2 separate regions of the Homo sapiens genome follow, and region 2 is linked to region 1. A link is an interaction called in ENCODE POLR2A ChIA-PET data of the cell type or tissue named here. Cell type or tissue: OCI-LY7. All regions are shown on one strand.

Region 1 (2,500 bases):
CTACTAAAAATACAAAAATTAGCCGGCCGCAGTGGCACGCACCTGTAATCCCAGCTACTCAGGAGGCTGAGGCAGGAGAATGGCTTGAACCTGGGAGGCAGAGGTTGCAGTGAGCTGAGATCGCGCCACAGCACTCCAGCCTGGGTGGCAGAGCAAGACTCCATCTCAAAAAAAAAAAAAAAAAAAACAAAGACTGCCCTTGAAGAATAATTTAGTAACAAATGTCACACGGCACAGAAAGCTGGTCATCTAACTGCCATTCCTTCCTCTGTCACAGCGGGCATGGTGGGGCAGCAAGAGTCCTAATCTCCCCAGCCATGTGCTTTCTGGCTTTAATCTTCTATTTGAGCTTCAGCTCCAGGGCTCACAGTGCCATTCAACCACTTCCATCCAGGTTGACTGTATGAAGGGAACTCACAGCTTCTACACCATAAAAATCACCCTTAAAGAATTGCTATAATACCATTCTTTGTATTAGCCGTGCTTTACTTTTATCTTCTAAAATCTTTTATTAAGGGCCAGGTGCGGTGGCTCACACCTGTAATCCCAGCACTTTGGGAGGCCGAGGCAGGTGGATTGCTTGAGGTCAGGAGTTTGAGGCCTGCCTGGCCAACATGGTGAAACCCTGTCTCTAATAAAAATACAAAAATTAGCTGGGCGTGGTGGTGCATGCCTGTAGTCCCAGCTACTTGGGAGGCTGGGGCAGGAGAACCGCTTGAACCCAGGAGGCGGAGGTTGTAGTAAGCCAAGATCACACAACTGCACTCCAACCTGGGCAACAGAACAAGACTGTCTCAAAAAAAAAAAGAAAGAAAGAAAGAAAGAAAAGGCTGGGCATGGTAGCTCACGCTTGTAATCCCAGCACTTTGGGAGGCCAAGGTGGGCAGATCACCTGAGGTCAGGAGTTTAAGAGCAGCCTGACCAATACAATGAAACCCCATCTCTACTAAAAATACAAAAATTAGCCGAGCGTGGTGGCATGTGCCTGTAATCCCAGCTACTTGGGAGGCTGAGACAGGAGAATCACTTGAACCCAAGAGGTGGAGGTTGCAGTGAGCTGAAATCGCACCATTGCACTCCAGCCTGGGCATCAAGAGTGAAACTCCATCTTAAAAAAAAAAAAGAAAGAAAAGAAATGGGATGGGTAATGGCTCTCGCCTGTAATCCCAGCACCTTGGGAGGCTGAGGCGGGAGGATTGCTTCAGCCCAGGAGGTCAGGCCAGCCTGGGCAGCATAGTGAAACCCTGTGTCTACAAAAATAGAAAAACGAGCCAGGCGTCGGGGCACGCACCTGTGGTCCCAGCTATAGTCTCAGTCCCAGGCTGAGGCAGCAGGATGGCTTGAGCCTGGGAGGTCAAAGTTGCAGTAAGCCATGACTGCACACCTGCACTCCAGCCTGGGTGACAGAGTGAAGCTGTAACTCAAAAGAAATAAAAGAAAGAAAGATAGAAAGTGGTAAAAGAAGGCTCCCAGAGACAACACAGAGACCTGGGCCACAGAGAGCATGAGTGGCTGAGCAGAGACCATCTGCCGTAAGAGGTTAAGCATCAGTCTGTTAATAAATAACAATGGGGTAACCACAGGCCGTGTGGGCCGGGTTCTCCACTTCTTCTTGTCACCATCAAATGAGAAATTTTATTTCTCCAACTCCATCAGTGAGATTGAGGGTGTGCCCTGAAACCTCAGAGAGGAAGACATCTAAATGCTTACACCCACCGGGCATGGTGGCTCACACCTGTAATCCCAGCACTTTGGGGGGCCAAGGAAGGAGGATTGCCTGAGCTCAGGATTTTGAGACTATCCTGGCCAACATGGTGAAACCTCGTCTCTACTAAAAATACAAAAATTAGCGAGGCCTGGTGGGGCATGCCTGTAGTCCCAGCTACTCGGGAGGCTGAGGCAGGAGAATCGCCTGAACCCGGGAGGCAGAGGTTGCAGTGAGCCGAATCGCGCCACTGCACTCCATCCTGGGCGACAGAGCGAGACTCTGTCTCAACCAATCAATCCTAACACCATGCACACAGCAGGCGGATGCTGCAAAAGACAGCCCTGTGGTAGGTAGCCCCAGGCCACGGGAGAACAGGCCTCACCTTGACCACATGCGCGCTCACCCTGTCCACATGCGCGCTCACCCTGCCCACGTGCGTACTCACCCTGCCCACGTACGCACTCACCCTGCCCACGGGCACGCTCACCTTGTCCACGAGCGCGCTCACCCTGCCCACGTGCGCACTCACCGTGCCCACGGGCACGCTCACCTTGTCCACGGGCACGCTCACCCTGCCCACGGGCGCGCTCACCTTGTCCACGTGCGCATGCCAGTACTCGTCGTGCGCCGTCCGCGCTTCCGTGCTGTTTATGCGGGAGAAGAAGGTGGGCTTGGTCAGATGCAGCGAGGATGCGCTGATGCCAAAAGCCTCAGCAATGGTGAGCTGGACCTTCTGCCGCACCTCCCTGCAGAGGACACAATAGCCGTCAGCGCAGCCCCAGGCGGGAGGGG
Region 2 (2,500 bases), 78 kb after region 1:
GGATGGAGCCCAGAGCTATGTGTCCTCCTGTAGGTGCCATGAGGGGCAGCCGCAGAGACCCGGCCTCCAGCAGCCTCTCACCTGACCACCTGGCACAGCTGCAACCAGGGGCGGGTTTCCTCTTTTGCTCCGCCCCTGCCCTGAGTGGGTCCTTTCCACCCAGACCTCACCACAGGGTCACTTGGCAACTGCTGGCTCCTGGCTTTGCCACCAGTTCAGGCCCAGCCACAGGCACCTGCTCTGTGTGGACCCAGGAGAGGGGTAGCTTGGGTGGGCATCGCTTGGGAAGATTCAGGAAAGTCTGTGGGTGAAGTAGCCAGCGCGCGCACACACACACACACACACACACTCACTCAGGCCTCCTGCAATGGCTCCATGCTGGACCAGCAACAGCTCCACGCCGGCTGGACTTCCTCTTACTTGTTTTGTCCCCATGTGCACAGGTTCAGGAGGAAATGGGCTCAGCCTTCCCGGTTCTTCCAGGAGGCTCCACTGGCTGGGGGGCTTTGCAGATGTTTGGGAGGACCACACCCAGTCCTGAGGGAGGCAGCAGACAGACATGGATGGAGTGCTGGTGCTCGGTAGAGTTGAAGAGGGGATGGGAGCCAGATGTGGCTACAGCACTTTCATCTGTGGGGCCCGGCCTCAGACCCACAACAGTCCCAGCCCCAAGAAAGTGCTGCATGCAGCCAGGCTCGATGGCTCACGCCTGTAATTCTAGTACTTTGGAGGCCGAGGCGGGCAGATTGCCTGAGCTCAGGAGTTTGAGACCAGCCTGGGCAACACGGTGAAACCCCATCTCTACTAAAGTACAAAAAATTAGCCAGGCGTGGCGGCATGCGCCTGTAGTCCCAGCTACTCGGGAGGCTGAGGCAGGAGAATCGCTTGAACCCGGGAGGCAGAGTTTGCAGTGAGCTGAGATCACGCCACTGCACTCCAACCTGGTGACAGAGCAAGACTCCATTTCAAAAAAAAAAAAAAAAAAAGAGTGCAGCATGCAGTGTCTGGAGGGCAGCAGCAGGGGGCATTCGGTCTCCCATCCCTCTTGTTCTGGGCACCAAGCGTAAGCTGCCGTCACCTCTTCACCAGCCCTAAATATGGGTGCCCCTCTCCCACAGAACCTGTCTCCAGAGAAGATTTTCCACGTCATTGTGGCCCCTTGTTATGACAAGAAGCTGGAGGCTCTTCAGGAAAGCCTTCCCCCTGCTTTGCATGGCTCCCGGGGCGCTGACTGCGTGTTAACATCAGGTGAGAGGTGGGCGGGGGTGCACCTGGGCGCTGGGGTAATCTCCTACTGGCCAGTACACACCAGAGCCAGGCAGATCTGTGTCCCAGAGCCATCTCAGTGCCTGCCAATGTGGTCGCTTGTCTGAAGTTACTGACAGCTGAGGGTCCTAGGGGCTTAACTGCAGGTGAAGAGAAGGGTCATGTTCGATCTAGCCTCCTGTCTCCTCTGTGCATCTTCCTCAAGATAAATCAGGTCTCAGCTGGGCACAGTGGCTCACGCCTGTAATCTAAGCACTGGGAGGCCAAGGCAGGTGGATCACCTGAGGTCAGGAGTTCGAGACCAGCCTGACCAACATGGAGAAACCCCGTCTCTACTAAAACTACAAAAAACTAGCCGGGCATGGTGGCACATGCCTGTAATCCCAGCTGCTCGGGAGGCTGAGGCAGGAGAATCGCTTGAACCCGGGAGGCAGAGGTTGCAGTAAGCCGAGATCGCGCCATTACCCTCCAGCCTGGGCAACAAGAGTAAAACTTTGTCTCAAAAAAAAAAAAAAAAGATAAATCAGGTCCTGGGAGAACCACTTGGGCAGTGTGGTGGCCCTAACTTTACATTACAGTCCATGTAAGGTACTTATCTCTTGGTGGGAAAGTTGTCTATAGCCATAGCGGGTCTCCTAATCACAAACCAAGTCTGCACTTAAAACACAAGTGAAGTTTTTTTCATTCAGAATAAAATGAAAAAGGCACGTTTGCTCCAGTGATATTGCCTTTACCACGGTATTGGCCACTCCTTTCAGATGTTAAGAGCCTACAGTGAGTTCTGTGTGTGTTGTGGATGGAAGTGATTCCCTGGAATTATGTAGAACCCATTCAGAAGAATGTTGACATCAGTTGGTGGGGGAAGCTTAAGACTTTGTTAAAATTCTGGCGGAACTGTTTTAATTGGTCTCTGAAAACAGGTCCCTGCAGGTATTTAGATCAGTGGTAGATGAGGCAGAGAGGTCAGCTCTCAGGGACAATCTTTAAGGGCGCCAATGTCCCTCACAGGCCCCTGACTTGAAATTCTAGCACGCAGACGCCTCTGGAAAGGTCCCCACCCCATAGGCACAGGCTCCCTGTGGGGTGATGTGGCAGGGGTGTTGAAGGATGAGGGATAGAAGGGTCCTCAGCACGGCCATCCTTCACTCTCAGAGGAAGGGCCCAGGGGCCATCTGCTTACGTTGACAAAATAAAACATGCGCGGTGGGCTGTCAGAAGAACCATGTCCAGCCAT

What was found. Peaks named below come from ENCODE experiments on the same cell type or tissue, not always from the same donor. Only the 100,000 strongest peaks of a DNase experiment are listed, where the experiment ranks them.
Region 2: POLR2A ChIA-PET joins it to region 1 with 5 read pairs; 2 of 35 experiments call an interaction of 5 or more read pairs at or near these places.

The regions. Positions count from the first base shown.
Region 1 is chr17:82,401,637-82,404,136 of GRCh38, forward strand. OGFOD3 (2-oxoglutarate and iron dependent oxygenase domain containing 3) reads right to left here. Exons shown (of 9, transcript NM_024648.3): 7 at 2,301-2,454. Among named protein-coding and RNA genes, the nearest start is that of HEXD, 15 kb to the right of the region's middle. In OCI-LY7, no CTCF peak of the experiment used is centred here; a DNase peak (open chromatin) is centred at 1,335; H3K27ac peaks cover 1,773 bases.
Region 2 is chr17:82,479,964-82,482,463 of GRCh38, forward strand. It overlaps NARF (nuclear prelamin A recognition factor), which reads left to right. Exons shown (of 11, transcript NM_012336.4): 7 at 1,119-1,248. Among named protein-coding and RNA genes, the nearest start is that of TRX-CAT1-8, 14 kb to the right of the region's middle. In OCI-LY7, a CTCF peak has its summit at 1,021 (motif pointing right); a DNase peak (open chromatin) is centred at 1,038.